Linked DNA regions of Mus musculus: regions 2, 3, 4, 5, 6 and 7 are each linked to region 1. The links are chromatin loops, found by intact Hi-C in ENCODE. Cell type or tissue: left cerebral cortex. All regions are shown on one strand.

The links. Peaks named below come from ENCODE experiments on the same cell type or tissue, not always from the same donor. Only the 100,000 strongest peaks of a DNase experiment are listed, where the experiment ranks them.
Region 2: it touches region 1 in a loop (4-fold over the local background); 3 of 42 quality-filtered maps call a loop at or near these places.
Region 3: it touches region 1 in a loop (2.8-fold over the local background); 2 of 42 quality-filtered maps call a loop at or near these places.
Region 4: a loop joins it to region 1, with 3 times the contacts of the local background. A loop is called at or near these places in 3 of 42 quality-filtered maps.
Region 5: it touches region 1 in a loop (9-fold over the local background); 4 of 42 quality-filtered maps call a loop at or near these places.
Region 6: a loop joins it to region 1, with 6 times the contacts of the local background. A loop is called at or near these places in 10 of 42 quality-filtered maps.
Region 7: a loop joins it to region 1, with 2.6 times the contacts of the local background. A loop is called at or near these places in 2 of 42 quality-filtered maps.

The regions. Positions count from the first base shown.
Region 1 is chr16:26,775,810-26,779,809 of GRCm38, forward strand. No RefSeq gene overlaps it. Among named protein-coding and RNA genes, the nearest start is that of Gm20319, 22 kb to the left of the region's middle. In left cerebral cortex, a CTCF peak has its summit at 1,533 (motif pointing left); DNase peaks (open chromatin) are centred at 337, 1,073 and 1,610; H3K27ac peaks cover 927 bases.
Region 2 is chr16:26,632,640-26,636,639 of GRCm38, forward strand. All of the region lies in intron 2 of Il1rap (interleukin 1 receptor accessory protein), which reads left to right. Among named protein-coding and RNA genes, the nearest start is that of Il1rap, 53 kb to the left of the region's middle. In left cerebral cortex, no CTCF peak of the experiment used is centred here; a DNase peak (open chromatin) is centred at 2,364.
Region 3 is chr16:25,961,788-25,965,787 of GRCm38, forward strand. It overlaps P3h2 (prolyl 3-hydroxylase 2), which reads right to left. Exons shown (of 15, transcript NM_173379.3): 14 at 3,937-4,000. Among named protein-coding and RNA genes, the nearest start is that of P3h2, 140 kb to the right of the region's middle. In left cerebral cortex, a CTCF peak has its summit at 2,254 (motif pointing right); DNase peaks (open chromatin) are centred at 2,257 and 2,629.
Region 4 is chr16:26,640,434-26,644,433 of GRCm38, forward strand. All of the region lies in intron 2 of Il1rap (interleukin 1 receptor accessory protein), which reads left to right. Among named protein-coding and RNA genes, the nearest start is that of Il1rap, 61 kb to the left of the region's middle. In left cerebral cortex, no CTCF peak of the experiment used is centred here; no DNase peak of the experiment used is centred here.
Region 5 is chr16:26,579,615-26,583,614 of GRCm38, forward strand. It overlaps Il1rap (interleukin 1 receptor accessory protein), which reads left to right and starts at 2,091. Exons shown (of 11, transcript NM_001159318.1): 1 at 2,091-2,272. In left cerebral cortex, a CTCF peak has its summit at 1,959; DNase peaks (open chromatin) are centred at 1,162, 2,053, 2,384, 2,545 and 2 more places; H3K4me3 peaks cover 2,536 bases; H3K27ac peaks cover 2,116 bases.
Region 6 is chr16:26,232,491-26,236,490 of GRCm38, forward strand. No RefSeq gene overlaps it. Among named protein-coding and RNA genes, the nearest start is that of Gm41436, 17 kb to the right of the region's middle. In left cerebral cortex, a CTCF peak has its summit at 1,836 (motif pointing right); a DNase peak (open chromatin) is centred at 1,837.
Region 7 is chr16:26,544,568-26,548,567 of GRCm38, forward strand. No RefSeq gene overlaps it. Among named protein-coding and RNA genes, the nearest start is that of Tmem207, 20 kb to the left of the region's middle. In left cerebral cortex, no CTCF peak of the experiment used is centred here; DNase peaks (open chromatin) are centred at 1,833 and 2,490; H3K27ac peaks cover 170 bases.

The sequences.
Region 1 (4,000 bases):
CACATGCATGCATGTGTGCATGCACATGCACACACAATCACCATTTATTTATACATTTGACCATCCATGCTTTCAAATGCAATCCAAAAGGGAATCTTGACAGAGTCTTATGTGCTGGATATTCAGACTTTCTTATTCACATTCTATCTTAAAATGCCCTGTTCTTCTGGTTTTGTTTTTCCCTAGACACACTCCCATAGCACTCAATTGCAACATCATGATCTAAAATTATATTCCATCCTTCTTATTTAAGGAATTCCCACACACACATCTGTGCATGTTCCTTAAGACGAAGTGCAGGATTTTTGTTGGTGCATGCTGTGTGGGTTTTCTAAGTGGAGTCCTGATTTGCAACACCTACAGCTTGCTCAGCTCATTCTGATGCTAGGGTGGCTTCCTTCTGTGAATAAATGTCAGTGAAGTCCTCCAGGCAAAGCTGTTGCCCTCACAAGCTGATGAATTTAGTTTGTTCCGGGAATAGACTCTCAACTCCTATATGTAAGTGAGCATTTGGAGCAGGTAAATTAGCTGAGCTACCTTTAGAAGATTAAAAGAAATGAGTCTCACTGCTAAAGGCTAACCATGTTTTGCAATACCTTAAAATGCTTCTTTTGAACCAATTATATACCAACACTTCTTTAGTAGTTGCTATATGGCAGACACGGGATATTTTGCATTCTGTGGATGTTTATGACATAAACTATGAGGCACACATTTTGCTGGTAGTAGGCAGAAAATAAAGACATGTAAAATATATGTATAAATTATTAAGCATGACAGGACAAACCTAAAGAAACCCTGGCAGCTAAAAAAGGGTCAGGTAATTAGTATAAATTAGCAACAGAGAAATATGGGTTTTGGATAAAATAGTGGGTCTAAACCTTTGATGTTTGGGTCAACCCTTGGCTTTAGGTTGTTATTTCTCTTTCGTTTCCTGCCCTTCTCTCCACTGTAAGCTGTTTTGGGCCCATGGAAGAAATGAATTTTGCCAGCTAGCAAACTGAATTGTAAGCGTGCTAACATTTTGTAGTTGTGCATGCTAGTGTTATGTTTCTTCTTTAAAATACATATGTTTTCATAACAGAGTCTTTCCAGTCAATTGTGAAATCCACTCATGTACCCCTCTCTCTGCAGCTCATCCTTGTGTGAATAGCCGGGAGCTCCGGCTCACAGCCGAGGTTGACGTTGTATGCTCACTAAGATCATCCATAAGCCAGACAGGAGTGATGTGTGTGGGACCACATGCTATAGGATAAATGATCTACACTGCAGGTAGCTGGCCTGGATCTGACCAAACTCCATAGCAGAAAATTGTTTTTTCTGCTAAACTATTATCTGCAAAACTATTTTTTTGAAACATTAAAAAAATATACATCAAAGAAAAAAAGATTTATCTTCATTTGGGGCAATACAGTCTCAAATTGTCATTGTCTAAGGTTGTAGGAAACTATGGAGGAACTGAGAAAATCCTGAAAAGAAACAAATGTGTTAGGCTATTTCCTCAGCACATGAGAAACCACGGATAAAAATCTGATCTATCACCATCTAGTGGTCAATATGCTAAAGTTCTTAAACAGCTTTCTCTCTCTCTCTCTCTCTCTCTCTCTCTCTCTCTCTCTCTCTCTTAAATTAGATATTTTCTCCATTTACATTTTAAATGCTATCCCCAAAGTCCCCTATACCCTCCTCCTGCCCTGCTTCCCAACCCACCCACTCCTGCTTCCTGGCCCTGGCATTCCCCTGTACTGGGGCATATAATCTTTGCAAGACCAAGGGCCTCTCCTCCCTATGATGCTGACTAGGCCATCCTCTGCTACATATGCAGCTAGAGACACGAGCTCTGGGGATACTGGTTAGTTCATATTGTTGTTCCAACTATAGGGTTGCAGACCCCTTCAGCTCCTTGGGCACTTTCTCTAGCTCCTCCATTGGGGGCCCTGTGTTCCATCCAATAGATGCTTTCAAAATGAGCTTTATTTTTATTACATAAATAAATGTTCAAAATAAAGTACTTCAGAAACATAGGCAGGCACATTATTCATTGCACCATTGGTACCAGGGTGGGGGGATATCGGGGGGGGGGTCACCCTCTCAGAGGAGAAGGTCGGACTCTTTGAGGGGGCAGGCAGTGATTGGGATGTAAAAAAATTAATCAATTAAAAATAAAATAAATCCACTTTCGGCAAAAATGAACTTCAAAATGGCATTTTTACACATGTACATAATCTGATTTCACCACATCCGATTACTCTTTCTGACCCATCTACCAGCTGGTCCTTGCTGCTGGTTCTCCTATGCAGGGTCCCTTACCCCTTTTATTGGCTTTCCTTTTCCTTTTAAAAATGTTACCTTGATTTTTTTTTTTGCATGATCTAAGGAAAAAAAATGGAACTGCAATTTTTTATTACTAGGTATTTTTAATGAAGAAAGATATTTCAAGTGTTCTGTGTAGTTAATGATGGGTATTAGAGAAATTATAGTTTCAAATATAACTCCTGAGACACACATACAATGGGTTCTGTTGTCACATTAGAAAGAACTTAAAATAAATAAGTTATTAGTTAGTAGTAATATATATTTATTATAAAGATGCTATATGTGACTTTATTCAATAAACAGGAGTACTGTGAATATTTAATGACTTGATGTTATTTGTTTTCAATTGACTGTTGTCTGTAGTTTCAGAAGTAAAATTGAGGAAAGAGTGAGGAGAAACATGGATGAAATGATGGAAAGAATTTTACAGTTCCTCTGTGAAAGATTATAGCAAAAGAAATGGATCTCAGAGTGGGTTGTAGTGGTATATAGGTCTTCTTCCAGGACTTGGAAGACAGAGACAGCCTGGAACTCTGTGAGTTTCAGGACTTCCAGAGCAAACAGTGAAACCCTGTCTTAAAAATGAAGAAGGGAAAAGAGGAAGAGGATGAAAAGAAGTAACAGAGATGGGATGCAGGTGAAGAGGAGGAAGGGGAAGAAAAGGAAGTTATCTTAGACTATAGCAAAGCAGACAGAGAGAAAGCATGCATACTGAGACATTTCATGTGCAGATTTTGGTTAATGAACAAGAGTGAACTGAGGAGATAAGAGAAGGATGAGCTGAAAACTTAAAGTTTCAACCTGTGGACTATCTATTGAATTACAAGCATTCATTTCTAGATTCCTGTCTTATTCTCTTTGGAAACCACTATGAAATTTCTTTTTAAATTTATTTACATTTCTAATGTTATCCTCTTTTCAGGTTTCTCCTCCACAACTCCCCTGTCTCATCCCACCTCCCTCTGCTTCTATGAGGCACCCATCCATCCCCACCCACCTATCTGCTCTTGCCTCACTGCCCTTGGCATTCCCCTAGGCACTGAGCCTTCACAGGACCAAGGGCTTGCCTTCTCATTGATGCCATACAAGGTCATCCTCTGCTACACATGCAGCTGGAGCTATGGGTCCCTCCATGTGTACTCTTTGGTTGAAGGTTTAGTCCCTGGGAGCTCTGAGGGGTCTGGTTGGCTGATATTGACCTTCATCCTATGGGGTTGCAACCCCTTCAGCTCCTTCAGTCCTTCCCCTAACTCCTCCATTGGAGTCCCCACACATCCCCATCTGTATTGGACAGTCTCTGACAGAGCCTCTCAGGAGACAGCTGTATCAGGCTCCTGTCAGAAAGCACTTCTTGGCATCAGCAATAGTGTCTGGGTTTTGTGGCTGCATAGGGGATGAATCCCCAGTTGGGGTAGTTTTCCGGGTGGCCTTTCCTTCAGTCTCTGCTTCACTCTTTGTCCCTGTTTATCCTTCAGACAGGAGCAATTCTGAGTTAAAATTTGGAGATGGGTGGGTGGTTCCATTCCTCAACCAGGAGCCGTGCCTAACCTCTGGATATGGTCTCTACAGGTTCTCTTTCCTCTTTGTGACATTTCTGTTGTGCATGAACAGTCACTTAGCTTGAGAAATCAGGGCATTTAATATTTTTAAAATATTTATTTTAGTGTGTACAAAAAGTGCGTTT
Region 2 (4,000 bases), 140 kb before region 1:
AATTTGTCCTCCTAATTTGTAACTTTCTTTGGACTCCTGGTTTATTTAGTCTCCTAGAGAAAATGAAATTTCTCTTATCTAAGGTGTTTTGACAGTCATGGTTAGATACTAAGTGCCTCTTCAAATTTTTTTACTGTTCACTCAAGATAAAGAATGATGAAAGAGGGAGAGGGAGGAGTATGAAGAAGAAAGAAAACCAGATCTAAACCAAACCAAACCAAAACATAACAAAACAGGAAAAAGAAGAGAAAGAGAGAAAGGGAAAAATAGATTTAAAAATAAAGATACAAGGATAGTGTTCCTCTGAGGTATCTGTAGATTGATTCAAATCTACCTTCATGGTTTTTGTTTTGTTTTTTTTTTTTCAGATTTTTGAAATCATTTTAACTACACTGAAATATTCAAATTTATCCTAAGCTTTTCACTGAATAGTTTTCTTTTTGGAATATTAAATCTTTTTGTTTTTTTTAAAATTATTATTATTATTATTAAACATTTCTTATTTCTTGTGTTAAAATGATGGGAGCATATTTATTTTGTAGATTTTACAGGGACACTGGGTGCCCCTCCCTTCGTGAGAACTGTCTTGGTCTCCAGTGAAAAGGCTCTGTCAGTCAGGGACACTTTCCTTCTGAAAGAAATGGATACAGAGATTGACAGACCCTAGAGTTCTGCGTGGCCTTGGAAGTCCTGATAGAAGAGGAGTCAGTGTAGGACCCTGGATCATCTTTTGTATGTTTGCATTTTAGAAGCAAAAGTAATCTGCTATTGCTTATAGTTGACACTGGCAATGCAGTCTTTGCTAGGGGCGATGTACTGATAAAAGTTCTGTATGCACTGTTTCTACTGAGGTCTAGACAGAGAAGGTAGCTTTGTCTGGAGAATAGTCGAAATCCTGGAAATGGCAAATGGAATAATTAGTAAATGGAGGTGTTGGAAGGATCCCTCCCTCTCATTATGTATCATGTCAGAGAGATGCTAAGGGGCTTTCAGGAAACACGGGAAGACAAGGCTATTGTTCTTAGCTGCTTCATTAAAGCTTTGATATGGCAACTTTCTAGCTTTAAATATCATGTTATTAAAAAGGCTCTTCCTGACATTCAAAATGAAGCAATAACTGATATTGGCAGCAAGAGCCACTATACATATGATACTGAAATGTTTAACCAGTAGAAGAAAAGGAGATCACGTTAAGTTAAGCATGGCTTTAAATGTATTTAAATATGGGCAACAGCATTTGTGTGTGTGTTTGTGTCCCTCTCTGTGTGAGTGTGTTCTCTCTCTCTCTCTCTCTCTCTCTCTCTCTCTCTCTCTCTGTAAGAGAGAGACAAAATTATATGGAGACAAAAGAAATAAAATTATTTGAACTACAACATATATAATATTATGTAAACCAACGGCTGGAATAGAAGGATGTTTCTTCTCGTCTTTACCCATGAGGAACTCCAGGTTCGGAAGAGCAAATTAATTATTCTAAGTTCACTACAACTAAGGAAAAGCAAAACACTATTCATTTTCTTTCTTTTTTTTTTTTGGTTTTTCAAGACAGGGTTTCTCTCTATAGCCCTGGCTGTCCTGGAACTCACTCTGTAGACCAGGCTGGCCTTGAATTCAGAAATCCACCTGCCTCTGCCTCCCGAGTGCTGGGATTAAAGGCATGTGCCACCACGCCCGGCCAGTATTCATTTTTCAAGATGGATAGCATGTGAATATACCATGACAGCACTGAATTTATTTAATGGAGATACTTTTGTTTTCAAAATACACCAACCAAAGGTACATGTCAATAATTGGAGGCATATAAAACATGTTTGAAAAGGAATTTCCTACCAGTGAACAAAGCAGAAAACATAGATGTGCATTAATAATGCAAATTCCCTCTGAAATGGATTTGTCTAGCTCATCATAGGACATATGCAGCAGGTTGTGTTTTTTCAGATTGAAGTTAATGTTTTCTAGTCAATGAACATTTTCTAAAGGCCACAAGAACACACTTGCACTTGAGTCCATGAATGGTATCTCAGTATGGGCCCTGTGGGTTTGTGTGGAGGTGGGACTGTTAGCTCTAGCATGCATCCTCTGGGCTCTTGGGCTAGCCATTTCATGTCCTTCAGGCCAACTCAAAGATGCTCACCACGGGGCATGTCTTTTCCTCCTTACTGACTACTATAGAATCTGCCCCTCCTCCAACTTGCTAAGGAACTTAGTCAGGGGTTTTAAACATGCAGCTCTGATTTTTTTTTTTCCCAGTAAGCATATAGTTCGAGAGAACTCTTTTCATTCTAAAAATGACAGTTCCTTTCTGCAGACTTTGGCAGTGATCTCGTGTGAATTTTCAAATTTGATTGTGGTTTCACTCCAAGTTCTGGGTTATTTCTGATGGAGTTGGAATAGTTTATGCTTCTCAGAAACTGTCATTTTTTTATGTAGCAGCAAAACAGCTAGAATTGTCACCTGGACTTGGACTTGGCAAGTGTGCAAAACTGTGCTGGGGAGATTGTCATCTCTCTGTTCTCAGGTAGCCTAATTCACTTACCACAGGCTTCCCAATTCAAATCCCAGCACATCAATGCACTCTTCTTTTTGATCCTCAAAAAATTTGCTTTCTCAGTAGATCATCCATTCATTTCAAAACATGTAATACTATTTTTTCATAATATAATAAGTATCTGCTCGATTTTGAGACTCTCTTATTATTAATAGAAATAGACTGAGTATCTGTGGACCCCAATCTGTGCTCACTCCCCCTCTATACTCCTTCTCCCTACCTTTAAGGAGCTGGAACTTTATGAAATATGAAACTCTTCTGCTCAGCAGGTGCTTTCAGACCACCAATTACATGCAAAGCTTTGTATAATGGAATTGTGAAAGCAAATAAGGCATTTTGCATCCATCTGTCCATCTATCCAATTCTGCCTGCTTCTACTAATTAGTAGGGCAGGGGTTTTCTCGGGTCTCATTGTGTTTACAATCTTGGGGATAGGTTGAGGCTGGAGGAATGAAGTAAATAAAGAGTTTATAAAAGTTTCCCAGAAGCCATCCACGGATGGAAAGCCATCCATCTTGATGGAAAGTCAGCTGTAATCATACTTGATTTGACTGGTCACCAGGACACAAGGATTTCTTTAAGAAGACACCGTTCTTCTATTAAGAGCTGCAGGATGACAAAGATCTGCTGTGTGCAGTGTACAAGGAGTAGCAGTGGGCCAGCTGCCTGTGAGGGGATGGATGCCACCAGACATGGGCTCACTCGGTCAGTGTTGCTGGAGCTTCAGGAACCAGGGGTAAAGAGTAAGGGTTGAAAGGGAAGTATGCAGGACCCAGGGAATATCATAGGTGCTCTTACAATTTCCTTCAACAAAGTGAGACTTGAATATGTGCCTCATATCATTGATCTAAGTTATTAAGAATTTGTGCTAATATATTACACATGGACAGGAGAACATTTTGGGTTTTCTTCAACATGATGGACAAGATAATTTAAGTAGTCCCTTTGGAAATAAAAAAAAAAATGTGTAGAAATACTGAATTTTAAAATAAACCTGTTTTGCAATGAATTCTTAGATAGGTAAGATTACCTTAGAGGCCCAAATTGAAGTCAAAACAGGAATCCAAAAAGAGAAGTTAGCTCTGTGGCTGGTTGATGCCTAGCTAACTTTCAGTCAATGAAAAAGTATATATTTGGACATTTAAATAATTTCCCTCAAAATAAAATTCTTACCTTAAAGTTTACACTAAACTCAATTTCATTAAAATTTCAAATGTGAAACATAAATTCCTTAGTGTATTGGAATCAAACATTTTATGAAGTTGGGATTAGGAGTAAAAAGGTTTCCTAACTACATCATCAAAGTTAGATAAGAATTCAATATATTTAACAATGTAAAGATTTGTAAATCATGAATCAGACATCAAATCAGTCTGAAGTAGGGCTGGAAAAATGGCTGCTCCTTGAGGGCACCTGGCTTCAATTCCCAGAACGCACATGGCAGATCACAAC
Region 3 (4,000 bases), 810 kb before region 1:
TTGTTTGTTTGTTTGTTTGTTTGTTTGTTTTCTTGGTGCTAGGGATAGGGTCCAGAAGCTAAGCACATGCAAGGCGTGTGCTGCAACCCTGAGCTGCCTCCCCATCCAGTTTTGTTTCTCAAGTACACTACCCCAAACCTCCGGTCTTCTGCAAGCCATCCTCCCTCTCTTCCAGTGTTCCTTGTAGTTGGCTCACATATCCTGCATTTGTAAATAGTTCGTCTAATATCTACTGTTAAGTCAGTTATGTTATTCTATTTTTATATAGACTATATATAAAATATAGCAATAGGTGTATTGCTGTTGTAATAAATCTGATTATTTACACACCTTTGCTTATTTGCAGTCCTTTATTCTTCTTTTAGGTTGTAAAAAGGAGAGAGAAGGATCTCATTGTCGTGGTCACTGAAATATTTCCAGTGCCCAGAAAACCTACTACCTCTTGTCAAGGGCTCTATTATATGAAAAGAGAAGTATTTATGGGAATGAAGGCCTAGAGTGCATCTCCCCAGGGATGCTCAGCTTATAAATCTTATTGCCTACATTTAATTCCCAAATTAAACCTTCCCTAACTGATTCTTTATGTCCCTAAGTGATCATTTACTGCAGACAATTCTTAAAAAACTTGCCCAGTTGTTTAATAATGTGGGTCCCTGTTATCATCTCTCTGGCTTGACATTAAGTTCCATGAAAGCAGGAATTTTGTCCTGTCCAGTTTCTGTTCCCCTTTGCCAGGTCCTAGTACAGTTTTCAGCATACTAAGTTATAAGAATAACTGTGTTCTGACTTGAAAAGAAAGCTCTTGCCAGGTAGGAGCTGGGAGTTAATAACGATACAGGCAGAGATACTAAATAATGGAAAACTGCATCGTTACATCTGAAAGCATGGGGCTCAGCAAGCTGACACACATGCAAAGCTTTCACATTTGATGACCACAAGAAACTCTCAGTACATGCTTCTCTTAAGAAGGAAGAAACCTATATAACCACCAAACCCAGACACTATTGCATATGCCAGAAAGATTTTGCCGACATGACCCTAATATAGCTATCTCTTGTGAGGCTATTTCAGTGCCTGGCAAATACAGAAGTGGATGCTCACAGTCATATATCGGGTAGAACACAGGGCCCCTAATGAAGGATCTAGAGAAAATACCCAAGTAGCTGAAGGGGTCTGTTACCTGTACCCCCCAGAGCTGTGTCTCTAGCTGCATATGTAGCAGAGGATGGCCTAGTCGGCCATAAATGGGAGGAGAGGCCCTTGGTCTTGGGAAGATCATATGCCCCAGTACAGGGGAATGTCAGGGCCAGCAGGAATTGGTGGGTAGGGGAGCAGGGTGGTGGAGGGTATAGGGGACTTTGAGGATAGCATTTGAAATGTAAATGAAGAAAATATCTAATAAAAAGAAAAAGAAGAGGGAAGAAACCCAAGTGCTGGGACAGATGTCTACAGACCATCTAATATCTTATGTATGTATGTATGTATGTATGTATGTATGTATGTATGTGACTGAATACTCCCTAAAGATTCTCTCTCTCTTCTTTTCTTTCTTTCTTTCTTTCTTTCTTTCTTTCTTTCTTTCTTTCTTTCTTTCTTTCTTTCTTTCTTTCTTTCTTCCTTCCTTCCTTCCTTCCTTCCTTTCTCTTTCTTTCTTCCTTCCTTCCTTCCTTTCTTTCTTTCTTTCTTTCTTTCTTTCTTTCTTTCTTTCTTTCTTTTGATCTCTCTCTCACACACACACTGATACACACACACACACACACACACACACACACACACACACACACACACATAACACATATATATGATTTTTTATTTTTTGAGACAGAGTTTTCTCTTAGTTGCCCTGGCTGTACTACAACTCACTCTGTAGACAAAGCTGGCCTGAAACTCAGAAATCCACCTGCTTCTGCTCCTCAGTGCTGGGAGTAAAGACATGCACAACCATGCACCATACAGTAACTTATATAGAGAATCTGCTACTTTTCTTAGACAGGTTTTCTGAGTTCAGAAATCCTAAGTTGGTGTTTAAACCAGGGATTCACAAATTTTGTTACATTATAGAAGCACCTGGGAAGTTTTAAACTCCTGGTACTCAGAAAGCTCTGGAAATAGTTAGATACACACATCTGAAGGTGGGAATCAGGCATTAGTGTTTTAGGGATCAGACTCTCAGGTGATTCCTGGAAGTTTATCCAGAGTAGAAAGTTTTCAACTAGCAATTCTACGAGGTGCTTGTCAGTTCCTACTCTGACCACTAGATGGCACTAAAGCCTGCACACTGGAGAAGTTTCTTAGTACTTTTCCATGTAGCATAAACACTGGTGTTGAAGTGTCTTGAGTAGGAAGGAGCTGTGAACAAGTTATGTATTAACTTTTTTAATAAAATGCTACAATTTATTGTGATGGAGTGGCGGATATAAAATTAGTACTAAAGTAGGGTGCCGAATTTTCCACAATTTGCTGTCTAGACCTTTGCATAGAGCAATGGTGCTGGCATTTTGTAGATTAAAAACACAGGGAAAGAGAAACTACAGGGGAAGGAGGATGCGACACATCCTAGAAAGTTATCTGGCCTCTGCTAGGTTCTGGCCATTGGTGCCTTTTTTGTCTTTCTTTGTGTCTGAGCTAGTGCAAGCTGTTCTTACAGCCCCGACATAAGATGCTACTGAGGTGCGCGCCTTTCCTGGCTGCCGACCTCCCCTGTACTTTTCTTCTGTTCATCTTCTGTTCAGTTCTGACCTAAAGCCCTACCTAGACGTGAAGAGAAAGTGTTTTGAGGGTGTAGACAAAAATAAAACGTTCTTTTCAAACTCCTGCTGCTGCTGCTGAAACTGGATTTAGTTTAGCTTAGAAATTTAAAGGGAAAACTATGCACATCATTTTAAGGCTAGAATTTCGGGGGCTGGGAGATGACCTTGGTTACGATGCATAGGGTCCTTTCAGAGGCCTTGTTTTCAGTTCCCAACTGCCATGTCTGGTGGCTTACTCCAACTCCAGGGGGATAGGTGTCCTCGTCAGAACTCCACTTACACTCACAGATGTGCACACACAAACATAATTTAAAGAAAGAAAGCATGTTTAGCTCTATTTAGTGCATCCCTTAAATTCCAGCACTGGGGGCAGAGGCAGGAGGATCCCTGTGAGTTCAAAAGTAGCCTTGTCTACATTGTGAGTTTCAGTACAACCAGTTCAACCTAGAGAGATGCTACAATAACAAGAAACAAACCTTTAAAGGTGTAAAACACTTTATCGACATTCAGCTCTTCAGTAGACTCTGAAGTCATCAGTAGACTTCTGTGTCAGCTTCAGATCTACCCTTAGTGACCACCACACTCAGTCTCTTGAGCTATGGTGACGCTCTGATGGATATTTTTAAGCTGATGATATCACTGAGTCAAGAGAAGGACTTGGAAGGTACTCCCTAAAGGAAATGGACTGCTTTCTCCCTGGAGTTTCTATTCTGCCTGCTGGTCTGAACTGCAGGGCTCTTGACAGATTGAAACAGTGAGTGTCCCGGACACTTCAAATATAATGTTATTTTAAAATTCAACTTAATAGTGTAGCAAATACTAATGGTCTTCCAGGTCTCTTTCGTCTTTCCCATGCATGCTGCATGAACTAGTCAGAGTTGTTTGAATGCTTTTTTAACTTTACTCATGACCAGGAGAAAGTCCCTGTCTGTCTGTCCGTGGTCCACTGGTACCATGGTACAATGGTGCCAGTGAGTTCAATAGTCAACATTTGCTGTGACAACGAAGATGCGCTAGTGGATCTATTTCTGCACATGTCTTCACAGTTAGAATTCAACTGGGTACAAAACTTCCTTCCCAGCCCCTCCGCTTTCCCCAAATCTTACTGCAAAAGCCACTACAGACTTAGGGATGATGCAAAGGACTTTACAGAGTAGTCAATCCAGAGAGCCTGGTGTGGACTCACCAGTTCTCGGTAAAGAGGGTCCAGTGTAAACCATAGTGCCACAGCACAGCGCTGGCCTCTGGTG
Region 4 (4,000 bases), 140 kb before region 1:
CTGGCCCATTGACCTTTCTCCTGACAGGCCTTTGGGATTCTATACCATTTGTCAACTAAGGACATCATCTATTTTTCCCCAAAGATGCCATGTATTATAAACATTAAAATCAGGCATGTTGTCCTTATCATTCCTAGCACAATCTAACTGTAGAACATCCCATGATTGTAGGAAACTTTCCACTTATAAAACACCAGTCCTTCCTTGTAAGTTTTCCCCTACCCTCATCCAAACTAATATAATTTAATCTAATTTCTACCTCTATAGATTTGTCAATTCTGGATCCTTTTATAAATGGACTTTTGTGATAGTTTCATCTAGTACAGTGTTTTCACTTAATGAAAAGTCTCCCAGATAAATAATGCTTAACAACTTTTTATTAGCAGATAATACTCTACAGTATATCCACTGTCATTGCTAAGCCACAGGGTTGTCTCTGCTGTGAGCATTTGTCTAATCTTCCCTGAAGACATGTACTCTTATTTCCATTGGAGAATTGCTGGGCCATGACAACTTCAGCTTTAACATTTGAATAACTATCAAATTTTTCACCAAGGTGACTGAGTGTTTTACTGTGTATGCAGGGTTTGTTTTTTTTTTTTGTTTTTTTTTTTTTTGTTTTGGTTTTTTTTTTTTTTTTTTTTGAGACACAGTATCTCTCAGTATCATAGGATGGCCTTGAATTTTCCATGCACCCCAGGCTGGCCTAAAACTCATGGCAATCCTCTGTCTTATTTTCCCAAGTGTTGGCATTATAAACACAAGCCACCATGTTCAGCTTTTTTTTTCCTGTTATTACTGCTATAAGTGCTATGTTTTAGCTAATGAGAAGTTAATATCAGGCCATAAAATGGGATTCTTAATGTAAACTACATTTCATAAAAGAAAAAATATATGTGAAGGATGTATAGCTGACTTTTGTTGTTGGCTGTAGTGATCCATGCTACCATGATGCTGCTTTCTGCTCCCATGGATGGGGATGCAGATAGACATGTATACTTATCTGAAAAGTAAAGCAGAAAATGATTGTGCTGTTATGTCTGAAAGCTTTCTCTTACCAACAAGAAGCAGCAGATACTCAGGTGACTGAGTCAGGAGTTGGACATCATACACTCAGGAGATGATAGATGAGTAAGTATCAACCATCTTGGGTCGAGATTACAGCTGAGAGTTTACGATGTGTTTTCCTATTATTAAACCATAGCCCCGAAAGGACTTGTGCTCATTCTAAGAATTTCTTTAGTTAGCACTGTTCTAAGAGTTCAAGGGCAGGTAATAGCACGTCCCCACTCAGTTGCCCAGTGCAATTCTGGCCCCCTTGTTCTCTGCCACTTTTCCTTCTCTGGAGGACTCCATGTCAGTTCTGACATACATTCTTCATCTGGGACTCTAGGACAATTGCTAAAGACCAGGGTATTCACTAAGACAGGAAACAAAGTAGGCAGAGTGATGGAGGACTCTCCTGTGTTTTTCTCCCTCCCTCCCTCCCTCCCTCCCTCCCTCCCTCCCTCCCTCCCTCCCTCCCTCCCTCCCTCCCTCCCTTCCTTCCTTCCTCCCTTCCTTCTTCTTCCTCCTCCTCCTTTTCTTTCTTTCTTTCTTTCTTTCTTTCTTTCTTTCTTTCTTTCTTTCTTTCTCTCTCTCTCTCTCTCTCTCTCTCTCTCTCTCTCTCTCTCTCTCTCTCTTTCTTTCTTTCTTTCCAAATGTCTTCTGCTATTCCCTATGATTCGTGAATAACACCATTGCTGCTATTGTATTCACTTTAAAAATGGAAAGCAAAAATGTAAATGTGGACTACCATAAGAAACATAACATATACCTAGTGCAGAAGTTCAGGTCCGACAGTGACTCGCTAGGTGTCCTTGGGTAAGCTACGTAGCCTATCAGAATCCATGTGTCTTTGTCTGTGAGACAATTCAGCTCCTTTTGACTCCACCTCTCTAGGATGCTAAAATGGAAATGTTTTTGAGGTTTAAGAGCCTCTGAACCCTGCTGGTCAGATGGCTCAGTGGATAAGGGCGCTTGTCCTCATGTCTGAGCTCAGCTCCTAGAACCCAGAAGGTGGAAGGAAAGACCCAACTGGGACATTGCCCTCTGACTTTCACATGCAGGCACCATGACTTGCTTTCCACCCAACCACCAAATAAGAAGATAGAAAAGAAAAGGAAGAGCCACCGAACAAAGTCCCTGTCCCTTTTCTTTCTCTTCTCATCTGCTTGTCACATCTCTCATGTGACTCCATCCACATCTTTCCATCTTAGCTCATCCTAGTACAAGCCACAGTATATTGCTATTTGACTGACTTTCTACAGTACTTTCACAGGCTTTTTTTTTTTTTTCTTCCTTACAATCCATCTCTACACAAAAAAACAGCTAGTCACCTAGTGAAAATATTTTGGACTAACCATGTCTGCTGATAAAAATTCTGATAGTGTTCTTGCTGTTCCCAGAATTTTATTTCCATTGCCTCTGGCTCTTATGAGTATGGGTTCAGATTCTTATCTGGCACTTCAGTAACTTTATGTTTCACTGTGTATTTTTTTAAAGTCACACTCTGTGTGTGTGTGTGTGTGTGTGTGTGTGTGTGTATCTCTGAGTGAGTGTGTATCCATGCATGGTACACACAAGGGTACACTTCTCAGAGGACAAGTCAGATTGTCAGGCATTGCATTAGGTGCCTTTACTGACAGATCCACTCTCCGGCCCCTTTCTGCTCATTCTGTCCCACGGGCTTCTTTCAGACATCCCGATACACAAGTTCATTCTTGTTGGACGTTGTTCCTTCACATCTTCACATACATTTCTTTAAACTTTGCTTCTCACCCTTAGCTGCCTCAGGAAACACATGCTGTACCAACAAACACTAAAAGCTCAAAATTTATGAGATCTCTATGTGAAGCCCTTTAAACTGCCAAGTATTTCCTCATGATACCCATTCAAAGAGCAATCGGTTTTTGATTGCCTAGGCTTTCCTTATTTGGTTAATTTGTTATATAACGTCAGTTATTTATTGGATGAAAGCCCATAGGGGCCAAGCTCAGTTTATCCACCTTTAGTGATAAGCAGAGGCTTTGCTCTGTAAATGCTTAGTAAGTACTTCACCAGTCAATGCACTGATATAATATATGGCAGTGATTTCCCTTCTTGTGCTAGCTATGAGATCATTTTGTACAGAAATACATGGCAGACATGGCAGGCCATTATGAGAGGGCACAGACGTCCATGTTTTTGCAGTTGTTGATCTCTGCTTTCAGGTGGGCTCACTCAGGCCACCCTATACTGACACACCTTAATCTGTTAGACTTCGTGCTGAGCACTGTGCAGAGTGAGCTGCACCTGGTCCTTGCCTTTACGTTCACAGTCTAGCTGGGGAATCAGCCACATCCTGAAATAGCAATTATACAAGGTGGAAAGTGGTCAGGGTTATAGTAGGTCCAGAGAAAGCACTATAGAGGTTTTGAAGTGAGAGAAATTACTTCCAACTGAGAGCAGACAGCTATGTCTGGAGGTGTAGTGTCCAATTGAGGCTTTAAATGATGGTTACAATTTTACTCTTGGAGATTGTGGGGAAAAGGCATTGAAAAATGTCCCTGAGCAAATACTTGCCCCATTCTGGTTTTTACAATTATCACCAAGTATTGAAATGCACTTTGAGATTTTGTTTTTATTCTCTTTTTTAATTCATATTTACATGTAATAAAGAATTTTTGTGTATGGAGTTTAGGGATTTTGACAAATTAATCTAACAGTAATAACAACTACTACAATTGGGGTCATGATAGTTTTCACCACTTTCCTTAAGTGTTTTATTCTGCCCCTGGTTGATCACTTATCCCCAGTACCCAGAAGCCTCTGATCTATTTTTCTGTCCCTATGATTTGGAGTTTTTTAGAATCTCAGCTATGTGAGTTTCTGTTGTTGTTGTTGGTGGTTTTTTTGTTTGTTTGTTTTGTTAGTTAGTTTGTTTGTTTTGACCCAGCAGAATGTACTCAATGTAGATCCA
Region 5 (4,000 bases), 200 kb before region 1:
TTCTACTATTTATGTAGGATAAAATAATATGCTGTGTTTGTAAAATTCCTTCCATCTCCATGTTATGTGCAGTTGCTAATTGCCCAGGATAATATCTAGGTCCATTGGCAACTGACATAATCTTCCTGGCTTCTGGGTAGCCCAAGGTAGTTCATCCAGGTGAATGTTTTGGAAAGTCGATGCTTACTGCTTGGGTCCTGACTTTTGTATCTTCTACTTTTAGATTGAAAGCATTGAGAAAATTATTTAAACTTTCTTTACATCTTTTGCATGGCACCCTATCTGTTGCTGTGAGAGTTGAGTGAATTAATATATCTGAGGCCATTGTGATTGATTTATGCCTTCTATTTTGTAGATAACCTACAAAATCATTAGTGTAGTGCTTAATAAGTGTACTACATTAAAAGGAAAAGTTGATGCCTGGAATATGTTTAATGAATGAGGAAGAAATCAAAGAATTTTATTTGTGCTTATCACCAGTAACTTAAAAAATGTCCTAGATCATTTCTTCTTTGCATCAGTGACAATCTTATGGGCATGGAGTATGTGTCAGATATCCATACATAAAATAATAATGTAACGGCTCAATTGTCTTGAGGTCAGGAGACACAGAAGCATCTCAGTTAGTTCTTTTAGGAAGGTATTGCAGTGTGAATATGAACTCTTCCCCCATAGGTTTGTGTGTTGAATAACTGGTCTGTTTCGGGAGAGTCTGGAAATTTAGGTTCGAGCTCTAGTTTGGAGGAAGGAGGTTGGTGCAGCACGGATGTGACAGTTCTATCTGGTCCCTTGCCTTCTTCCTTCCCTGTGCTTTTGCTGGTGCAGAAAGTGATCAGCCTCTCCTCTTCCCACAATGCAACACAAAGGTACTGGAGCAGAAGAGTCAAAGTAGTTGCTTCCATCACTTAAGTTGTCCTTTCAGGTGTTTTGGTTACAGCAGTGTCACGGAAGTGTGCAAGGTTTGAACAGCCAGCATCTTTAGGAAGGCTGACCTTTCTTGGCTCTTATTTTGTTCCCAAGCACACACACCCTTTCCTTTTACACCCCTTTCCTCATTGCTTAATTGCTTCATCTGGGACTCAATTTCTCAAATAAACAAATTAATAAGACACAGTTAAGTAGTTTGAGGGTGGGGCAGACAAGGAGGTGGCAAGGAGCAAGGCCTGTGAGAAGAGACAAGTATGGTTGGCAGATTGCCTTTGTTGGGGATACTCTGAAATGAGGACCGTGTTTGAAGGGCCTTGTTCTCGAGGAGGCTTTTGAACAAGGAAACTGATGTAAGGAAGACCATTATACAGATCCTCAGATGATTACATAACTGCAGTGTATAGTAGAGATGGCAGCTAAAGCTTTTCTAAGGACCCGGTGATAGGAGAATGACGGAATAGAAAATTATTTTCTTCTGTAATCGATTATTCCATTCAATCACCAATGCATTCTTCTTTGTCAGCTTATTCGTCTTGAATGCTAGCTTTTTTGCCTCTCATTATACTAGTGGCTGATTATGATAGTGGACGATACTGATAATGTCCTACTGTCATGATGGGTGCTCTCTTTCCTGTGTCCCCTACTTCTAGCAGAGCAAGATAGGGCTCCTGACTAAGGAGAAGGCTGTGCTGCCGCTGGTTCCTGTTGCTCTAGGAACTCGACACATGGTGGGTTCTCTGGGGTGCAGCCTTAATCGACTCATGGCCATTAGTATGTGACAGGTGAATACACAGACCAAAGGAACCGTAGGCTAGGACCCACTTGGGTTGCAGGACCGCGATCTTCAGTGGAGCACAACGGTGCGCTTAGGTGTGCAGAGGCTCTGGACCTGCTCTGAGTATTTTGGTCTTGAGACCAACCGGCTGCAGGGCTAGCCCTTCCTTGCACGTTCCGCCCCAGCCCCAGTGGCCCACGCGGTGGCACCCAGCGCAGCCTGGCATCCGCCAGCGGGCGGACCCCACGCGGCTCCTCCTCGCGGCGGGCGGGACTGCCCCGCGTGCGGCCCCAACCCTAGCCTTGGGAAGCCCGGATCGCGGGCGGAGCGCGATTCACCGCGTGGGTGGAGTCTGTGACTGGATCCCAGGGCCAATCGCGCGGTGGCGGGGGAGGAGCTCCGGAGGGGGAAAAAGAAAGTGCGGCGGAAAGTAAGAGGCTAGTCGGGGAAGGCTGCCAGCATCTGGCTTTCCTAGGTTCGGCTTGGACCAGGGCGCTGAAAGAGGCAGTGGTCGGCCACCCTGCATCCATCTGGTCGCTGTCGCCGAGCCTGCTGGGCTGGCCCGATAAGGTGAGTCTTGCTCTGCAGGGAGGGCTGGGTTGAAATGGCCAGCCGCAGTAACTCCGGGTAGTAGGAATTCTTGTAGATCGTCTTCCACAACCCTTCTGGTTTACAGACAGCAAAACTGAGACACGGAGCGAGACTGTGGCCAGGCTAAACAAATCACACTACTAACTAGTAGGGCGGTCGGGGTTCGAACTTAGCAAATTGGAGGCCTATTTCGCCCGGGGCTGTGCGGGTTCTCAGGCTTTTGAGGGATCTATTTCAGGGTCCTTGTGCCTAGGGTTCTCAGGAGTGCCGCTGTAAGCTTGAGGCGAGCAGGAGGCTGTGTCCCAGCACACCCACTCCATCACATCGTAGCTCGCAGTCCCAGCTATGACAGCCCTGGGGAGAGGCTGCCAGCAAGCAGCCTTGCTAGCTCCTTTCCTGACCTGCTTTTTTTTTTTTTTTTTTTTTTTTTTTTCTTCTGAGGGACGTTCCTGCCTAGGGTCTCTTTCAGGCAGTGAGTTCAGGAAGAAGGAAGAGACTACAGGTGCTGGCCACCACTCTCCCAGCCTTGGAGATAGCAGGAACTGTTTTCCTTGAGGGGTGGGGGTGGTGGGCAGGACATGGGATGCCTGTCCTTTAGAACAGCTGGTGCCTGAAGCCTCCTTCTACCTCTAAGTCCTAATTGGGAATAGGGAAGCCTAGTTAAAGAGAAAATCAAAAACACGAAAGCGAACTTCTGCTGTTTCCATTAGGAGACAGTTGCTCCCTTCCCTCCGCAAACCCACTGATTGTGAAATTGTGAACCAAGGCGCTACGGAAAACATTAGATGCTTTTCCATGCAATAAGCTATGGTTACCAATAAGCTGAAAAGGTTATCTTCTGTCTGTGCCTTTGCCTTGTGTTGGCTGTGTAAATTTGGGCAGTTTAGCTCACCTTTCTGAGACTATTTCAAGTAGCAAAATGGACACTAGAATGCCCCCTGTGAATCCTAGGGGTAGTTAGGAGGATGAAATAGAACAGTTCAAGTGACATGTTCAGAGTGGTGCCTGGCCTGGCGACTTTGGCAAATATTGCTCTGTACTAATATTGGCTTCACTGGGTTTGAGAAGGGTTATTTTCTACTACCTTGGTGTGACTTTTTTTTTTAAATCTAAAAGTAGAATGATATTTAGCCTTTAGAGTTTGAGCATTTAAAAATATTTTTTGCATTCAATTTTGTGTGTAGGTGGGTACATGTGTGTACGTGTGTGGGGAGGTCAAAGGACTGTGTGTGTGTGTGTGTGCATGCACATGATGCACATGTGTGTGGAGGTCAAAGAAAATTTCTCAGGAATCCTATCTCTCCACCATGTGGGTGGAACTCTTCTGGTGTTCAGGTTTGGGGGCAGTCATCCTTACCTGGCAGGCCCGAGCAGTTCTTTACAGTGCTTTCTAAACATGGTCCACAGGTAGACTCGCTTGATCATTTGATGTTTGAGCAATGCGAATTTCCTCCTCCTTTTGAGGTCAAGCCTCCAGCCTGGGAACTGCCTTGATAGGAGGCATCCTGCATTGGCAAAGAAGGTTTTTAATGTTTGATAAAGGATGAAAAAGACAAGGAGAAGAAGCTTGAAGTTATAGCAATGCCTTCCATTGCCCCAAGCCTTCTAGTCCTGTTCTTTGGTCCATCTCTACTTCATATTCTGTAGCTAATATCAAGAAGCAAGGGGATTTTTGTATATTGTTCAGTAACACTGGGTAAGTTCAGT
Region 6 (4,000 bases), 540 kb before region 1:
CTCCAAGCATGCTCATCAAGTCATTATTTGCAATTATTTCCACTGTCTGTGTTATTGATATTATGGAGGGTCTTTTACCTCACCTAAGGAACGTGTGCTGTCCCCAGGTGTCCCCAAGGATGAGCACTCTCCTGTCATCCAGCTGTACCCTATTGGGTCTAGTGTCAGTCTGGAGACATTTCTTTTGACTTGCAGGGTACCATGAGCTACAACATCGGCAAGTCTGCCTTAGTCATGGAGCTGGGTGGTGAGAATATTAATCACCACCTGCTACTGTGTCCCCTAAGCTGATTTTCAGAAAATTATGTTCATCTAAAACAGTTTATTTTTTATTTACCAAAGTATAGTACCTGGCTAGTTGCACTGTTTTCAAAAGCCACTGTTTCTTCTTGTGGTTTCAATCTCTCTAATACCCATGCAATACAAGCTGCAAACATGTGCCACCTTATCTAGGAAATTGATTTCGTATCCCAATAAAGTCTAGGTCAAAAAAGAGGCATGTGTGGGTTTCTAAATACAAGAAATCTTTTGAGGTAGAAGTATCCTATGTAATAATATGCTGGGCCAAGTGTGGGTTACTATAGCATGGACTGCCACACCCAACTGTGCATGCAAACTGGGTTCACACCACATAGTGCTTGAGTGGTGGAGCAGGCAAGTATCCCAGATCATCAGTTCCTGCTTCACAAGTTTCATATTCTGTGATGAAAACCGAGCTTACATCAAGTACCATGCATATTGTATTTCTTCTCTCCTGGATTTTAATCTGTTCACAGAGTATAGCTTATGTTTCATTGACTGATGCTCATTTCTAGGAACATCTAGCAATTTTAAACTGTGCTTCAACTTTTCAAAATCCCTTTCTTTGTCGGGTTATTTATTCACCTATTAACAAGTTTTCAATAAAATTTGTTCACTCCCAAATAATTATTTGGGTTTTACCATGGTCATTGCTTGAGTATTGTTGGCACAGGTATTTTTTTCCAGAAAATTGGTATGTAAGTTGTAGTTCTTGTTCCATTAAAAATGTGCAAGAACAAAAATAAATGTGTCAATAAGTAGTGTATCGGTCTAGTCTATCTCTATTCTAGATAAGAACTCAGTAATTGTCAAATGTAAATAGTAAGAGGATCATAAAAAGGTTAAAGAGAAATGTTTTAATAGTTATTCCACTAATGTAAAATCAGGGAAACACAACCGGAGAGATGCCACATATGAGCCTACTGTATATTCCTTTCTACCTTTCAGAGCCAGAAGTATGAGGAAGACATTCCAGACATTCTCTCATAGTTAAACGAGAGCTCCTCCCCTCCCCTCTCCTCTCCTCTCCTCTCCTCTCCTCTCCTCTCCTCTCCTCTCCTCTCCTCTCCTCTCCTCTCCTCTCCTCTCCTGTCTCCTGTCCTCTTTTCTCCCTCTCTCCCCATCTTTCTTTCCTCTCCTCACCTGTTTTTGACAGGTCTCCGTGAATAGATAGAAATGCTTATTTAGATGGTTATCTAATAAAAATTCCTCTATACAATCTATAATCTATAGAGATATTATGTTTGTGGTTACTGGTAATGGATTCCAATAAAATTTACTTTTATATGATCTCTAGTCTGTGTTGTCTTAATAAATTAAAAAGTGACCACGTGTTAACAATACAAAGTGCTTTAATGCAGCTAAAACCAACAGAAATGTATAGATTCTCACATCTCAAACTTGGTAGTTCATTCCCACATTCAGAACAGAGTGAGCTAAGTTTGTTTGGAAGAATGTGACTTCCGGGCTTGCCTCAGCCTGCATCTACACTGCTGTGCTCTGAAGTGCTTGTCACTGCGAATCATAAAGTTTCTGCCAGCAGGTGGAGCCATGGGAACACAATTAGAAGCATACATTGTGTTCCTTCTTCAACCTTAAACCCAGAACAATATATTCCCACTCTCCCTTGCTCCTCCCTCTCTCCTTCTTCCCTCCTTCTGTCTCTCCCACCCTTTCTTCACCTTCCTTCCTTCCTTCCTTCCTTCCTTCCTTCCTTCCTTCCTTCCTTCCTTCCTTCCACCCTCCCTCTCTCTCTCTCTCTCTCTCTCTCTCTCTCTCTGTCTGTTTCTTTCTTCTCTTCCTTCCGTTTCTTCTTTCTTCCTTTTATCCTCCCCCTCTTGTTCCATTTGAACATCTTTCTTCCTTTCCTCTTTGTTTCCTTCTCCATTTGTGGCATTGTTCTCTCTTTATTAAAAGGGAAACTTGTAGAAACATACTATTTTTTAAACATCAAGTTGCCAAAATGAGATTCTTATATTAACCTAACAGTATCTTGGGTGCTGTAGTCTGTTCTGCCTAGGTTCCTAGCAGCAAAACTTTAGGGATTTCAGAAACAAAACAAATCAACAACAACAAAAACCCAGAAAGTTTCTTTCTCAGCTTAGGAGCTCTATGTAGAACAAGTCCCCAGAGGAATTTTCTTTCTTTTGTTCTACAAAACAAGTCTGTTGCTTCCTACCCATGGAAAGAGATAATTAATATGCCAACTATCATAGCTCTGTCCATTTACAAAGATAACTATTTTTCTGTGAAAAGGAAAAATACACAGATTTGGCCCTAGTGTGGTGATTATGATAATGATGGCTCAATAAATATTTCTTAACTATCTTCAAGTTACCAGCAACCATGGTTAAAATGTTATCTCTGATAACTTTTCATTCTTGCGGTTTCTAAAAGGCCTGCAGCATTATAGAAAGCTGAAACTACCAGAGTGGATGGGGAAAACAAACAGCAAAACAAAGCAAAATGAGGAGGGAAGGCAAGAGGGAGAAGCAAAGAAAAGGCAAGGAAATTGGTACCTATAAGGTGAGAGTATAACAGAAATAAACCCCACAGTAAGTCTAAGAGGGGAAGTTAGAATATGCTCTTACCACAGTTTCTACCTACAAGTTATTGGCCAAGCATATCCTAGGGGCAACTGAAATGCCACAGGTTACCACAGTTGCTGTTGGTTATTCACCACAAATAGATTGCAAGAGTTATTCTGTTTCTGTAGACACTACACACTCTGATGCAGGACACACAGAAGTCAATAGTGAGTTGACTGGGAAACTCTTGCTTCTGAAAGATGCTACTCAGGCTACTGAGAGGGAAAAGACATCAATGGTATTATCCTGTACTAGATGCTGCATGTGACAATTACTGACCTGCCAGGCAAGATGTGTTCACTGTTGTGGTAGAATCAAGACTGTGAGCATTACCAACACTATCTGAGTTGGATTTAAGAACTGTTCCACACTAAATAATGCATGTCTCAAACTGGAAACATGGTCCAAACCTATGGCTAGTCATAGGCTCTAGGGGAGAACATATTGATACCATTTTTCTAAATGAATACATTGTAGAGATGCCTGCTAAGTGATTATGTTTATGTCCATGTATTTGTGAGTTCCTGACTTAGGCCAGAAATCTTGCTATAGTGAGTAATGTTTCATACAGAACATTACTGGGCATTCTCTTAATAATAAGTGATTCTGAGTGTTCAGTCTTAGATGTGTCATCTACATCAATTCCCTATCAGACAAGGCCCAGTGAAGAATGTAGGAGCCAGAGGATGGGAGAGGAGTGCTGTGAAATGCTGTTGTCTGGATATGATATTTCCTTTGCATACATGATCACAGAGCATCTGTGGTTACCTACACAAAGCCTGCATAATATTAATCTGGTTATAAATTCCAACATGTAGTGAGAAGAGAATCCTAAGTCACCAGCCAGCTGAGGAGCCATTGGAAATTGGTTGTGGCTAACAGTCACTTTTCATTAGCCACTTGTAGGTTCCTTATGATCAAATGGCTGACCCCACAGAAGTGTGCACATAAGCAACAGTAACTAAACTCAATTGGTTAGAATAAGTAAATAAAGGAGGACATTAAGTTGGGAGGCAGATGTGACAGAGAATCCTGGGGGAATTGGATGGAAAGTAAGAAGTAAATGTGTTCAATATACATTTTATATATAAAATTTTTTTCAAGGAACTGAT
Region 7 (4,000 bases), 230 kb before region 1:
AAGAATACAGCCCATCCAGAAGTAAGAAAGCTGGTGTTACAAACAAACAAACAAACAAACAAAACAAAACTCAGATAAGGCTGTGACATAAGCTGAGTAGATAAGTTTCTGCTAGTTAAATAGCATACAATCTAGGAATCACCATGGGGGTTGTTAGAAAAGCATAGAGATTGCAACTCCTTAGATTGGGCAGGGAACCAGGAGTCTCCCCTTTCTCTGGATTTCTTCAGGGATTATCAATCAGCATGCTTGTGGACCCTTTGTGAAAATTTGACATGTAATGTTTTAATGAAGGGTATTGACATACTATGTATAATCTATATATAATAAAATACAGTAATTGAACAGCTAATAACAAACACCAGGCTTACTTTCTGTTAAAATATTCTAAATAGAAATGTTCTGCCTGTGCCTTCCTTATTCCAGGGCAATTAAACACAGTTCTAAAGATCAATAGGAAGATTAGTACATGTGACCCACAAATCCATTAACTGTCCAACACCAGCTCAAAAGACCTCTAAAAGTGCCTACAGTAGGAAATGGATATGGGGTTAGCTAAAACAGGATCTGATAGTATGAAAAATTAGGTCTTAATCATGTGAAATCATTTATGTAATTAAAGAGGTGATAATTGTTAAGGTAGAGAATGGGAAAGTAGAGGGAAATAAATATATGGTAGAAATAGTTTTAGATATAGGGGACATATAATTAGACACATGTAACTGTAATGATGGCTTGCTAGGGGTAAAACATGATTTTTCTGCATCTCTAAATATGTGAAAAGATGCAACATCAGCAAGATTGTGAATCAGGTCTCTGAAAGGAGCAAAAGTAACAGATGTAGGGAGACTTCACGTTAGAGACTTTTACTCTTCCACTAGATCCAAACAATGACCAAAGCCTTCTCTGAGGTACCTTGCCTTGAAACAATACAACAGTTTATTTCTTTGCATCAACCCGAATCAACTACTTTGGAAAAGGTCAGCAGAATAACTGGGCTCAGACATGCTTTTGAAAGTAGCACGTAAGAGCTGCTCTGCACAGATTTCTAATTGCTTTAACTCAAAACAGAAGTACACTGTTTAAGAAATAGAAAGGAAACTCCCTGCAAACTCTAATTGATATCCTCATAGCACTGCAAAGTAATTAAACCTCTCTGCTGCAAAGCCTCTTCCACTGACACCATCCGTTATCGTAAGTGCTTCCAAATCTTAGGAAAATAAATGACAGAAGATTAAAGACAGGGTGAAGAAAAATCTCTTCCCTTTATAGGTAATATGAAGGAATAATTTAATGGCAGTATTCTAGAGAGTAGGCATGTAATCATCTCCAAGAATTAACACATTTATCTCATGATGCAATGACTCCAAGAGAGGTTGCTCGAAGGAGTGACTGAGAAAGAGCTTTGTTCTAAAAAGTTCTCAGAAAGGTGAAACATTGTATCTACCTGTAATAAAACTGAGAAACTGACATTTTTCTTAATTACTTTCTAAGTGATCTGGTTCTCCTGACCGGTAATTGGTTTAAGTAACAATTTTTTAAAGAGAAGTTTCAGCGGCACAATCCTTAGAAATGAAGGTTTGTTTTTTTTTTTTTTTTTTCTCTGCCAAATCACATTTGTCCATGTTAGACCACCAGCCCAGGACTTCAGCACTTTGAGTGTATAAAAACAGGGCATGTCTTGTGAAGGCTACAGGAAAGGAAGGTATCTGAAAGAGAAAGGCAGTGTTTAAACGAATGGTAATGAGCTCAGAGGAGCAGCTTAATCATCTGCCTACCGTGGGCTTCTATGTGGATGGTACCAAAGGAGCTTCATTTAATGAGAAGATTTATCTTCGATGCCTGTGTAGGGAGAGACAGACGATCTGACATTGTTTAAACAGACAACATCAGAATGCAGGGTTTTAACACTGCTGTATTACAACAGTGTTCAAGGAATCTTTTAACAAATACATTTAAAACACATAATCTAAATCCCCTTTAAAGGGTACCTCACATTAATCCCTCAGCCGGGGTTCCTCATTTTTATAGCATCATTTATCACTTTAATGTAACATTAGTTTAGCAGATAAAAGCCGTGGCAGAAACCCTGAACTGAAGGCTGGAACATTAATGACTTAAGCAAAAAGGAAGCACTTGATAGACCAGGCAGAGCTCCAGTCTTTCCCTTGGGTTATAATCACAGATGCAGAAAGCAACCACTGCTGTATAAATAATGCTGCGACTTGGTTGATATTGGCAAGACCAGACTTATTTGTAACACTAAAGGGTAAACAACAAAAGGTTTGACAAACTGACTCAAGAGAAAAATGTGTGTGTGAGTGTGGGGGCAGGGAGTTCTGAAGGAAGGAAGGGGGATCTGCAATTCTCTGTTTCCTCAGCAGGGATCTCTAATACAGAAACATAAAGAGTCATAGGGGTGGAGTGCAGAGATACCAGAGTGCCCTAGGAGTACAGATGGAAATGGAGAGTCACCACTTCCCACTGTAGCTGAGGCTGTAAATACTGCATAAAACAGACATGGCTGTGGGTGTAAGTGAAGTTCAGGGAGGCATTGCATTCCATTTTGCAAAGAAGAATCTTAGTAGCCATGAAATTTCCACTTAGCTTTCAATTTGTTTTTCACTTGACTAAATCGTACACCTGGTCCCCTCCCTAACTTTCAGCACGCTATCTGGTGAGAGTCATTGCCTTCCTGAGATCATTGTCCGCATCTATAAATGAGGCAGAGACAGGGTTGCTGAGGCTGGCAGTCTCTAAATGGGCACTTTAATCCCCTGTGGATTTGCCTTGTTTATTAATGGATCTGATACATTTTTAAGACATTTATTTTTATTCTATGTGCATGCCCGTTTTGTCTGTGTGAGTGTATGTGCATGAAGGGTGTACAAGAGCCAGAAGAGGGCATAAGATCCTCTGAAACTGGAATCACAGGCAGGTGTGATCTGTCATGTGGTCCTGGGAACTGAAGTCAGGTTCCTTTGCAAGAGCAACAATTGGTGTTAACTGCCTAGCCACCCTTCCAACTTCCTTGTCCGCAGGCAGTAGATAATTTTTCAGTGTTCTTTGTAGTGGTAAAATCTTTTTGCTTCCTGTGGATGGAAATCTAAAGTAGGCAAGGAATACATCTTGTGTAGGTGCTAGGTCCTCGAGGGCAGAATATTTGCGTGTTGGATTAATAGAATCAGAGGCTTATACCTCCAAGCTCTGAAAACTAACAATTAATGAACATGAGCCTCAGAAGCCAGAGAGCTCCAGATCTAGGTGTCAGGGCTAAATTTATTGCTCTTAACTCCTATTGCCTGAGGCCAGTCCTCAACAGCTAGTCTAATAGTCAGGCTTAGGTGACAGCCAGCAGTAGTATTCAGGGCCAGCTAGTGTTACAGCTCTCCAGGTTGTATTCTGGCACACTGCATCTTTACAGTAGTTGGTGGTGCCACTTTTGACCCATCGAGGCTTGACAGCTTCCTGAAATTCTTTCAGTGAACCTGGCCATCACCCCCTGCTTTCTGTCTAGTTCTGCCCTTCCATATACTTCCATCTTCCCCGTCTCTTTCCTCCACTCTCAACTCTGCAACACACACACACACACACACACACACACACACACACACACACAGACACACACACACACACACCTCTCAGGAACTTTCCAGCCACCCAGTCAAACTCTTGCTGCTGCTGCTGCTGCTTCCTATCACAAGCTCAACCTTTCATATATATGAAACCAGTAAGCAGGCTGGAGAGATGGCTCAATGGTTAAGAGCACTGACTATCTTCCAGAGGTCCTGAGTTCACTTCTCAACAACCATCTGTAATGGGATCAGATGCCCTCTTCTGGAGTGTCTGAAGATAGTTACAGTGTACTCCTATAAATATTTCTTTTAAAAGAATTAATTACATTAATCATGAAAAAAAAACAAAGCCTTTAATTGGCCTTTAATGTTACAACACCAGAGGGCAACACAGGGAGTCTCCTGGCAGACAGAAAGCTTAATAG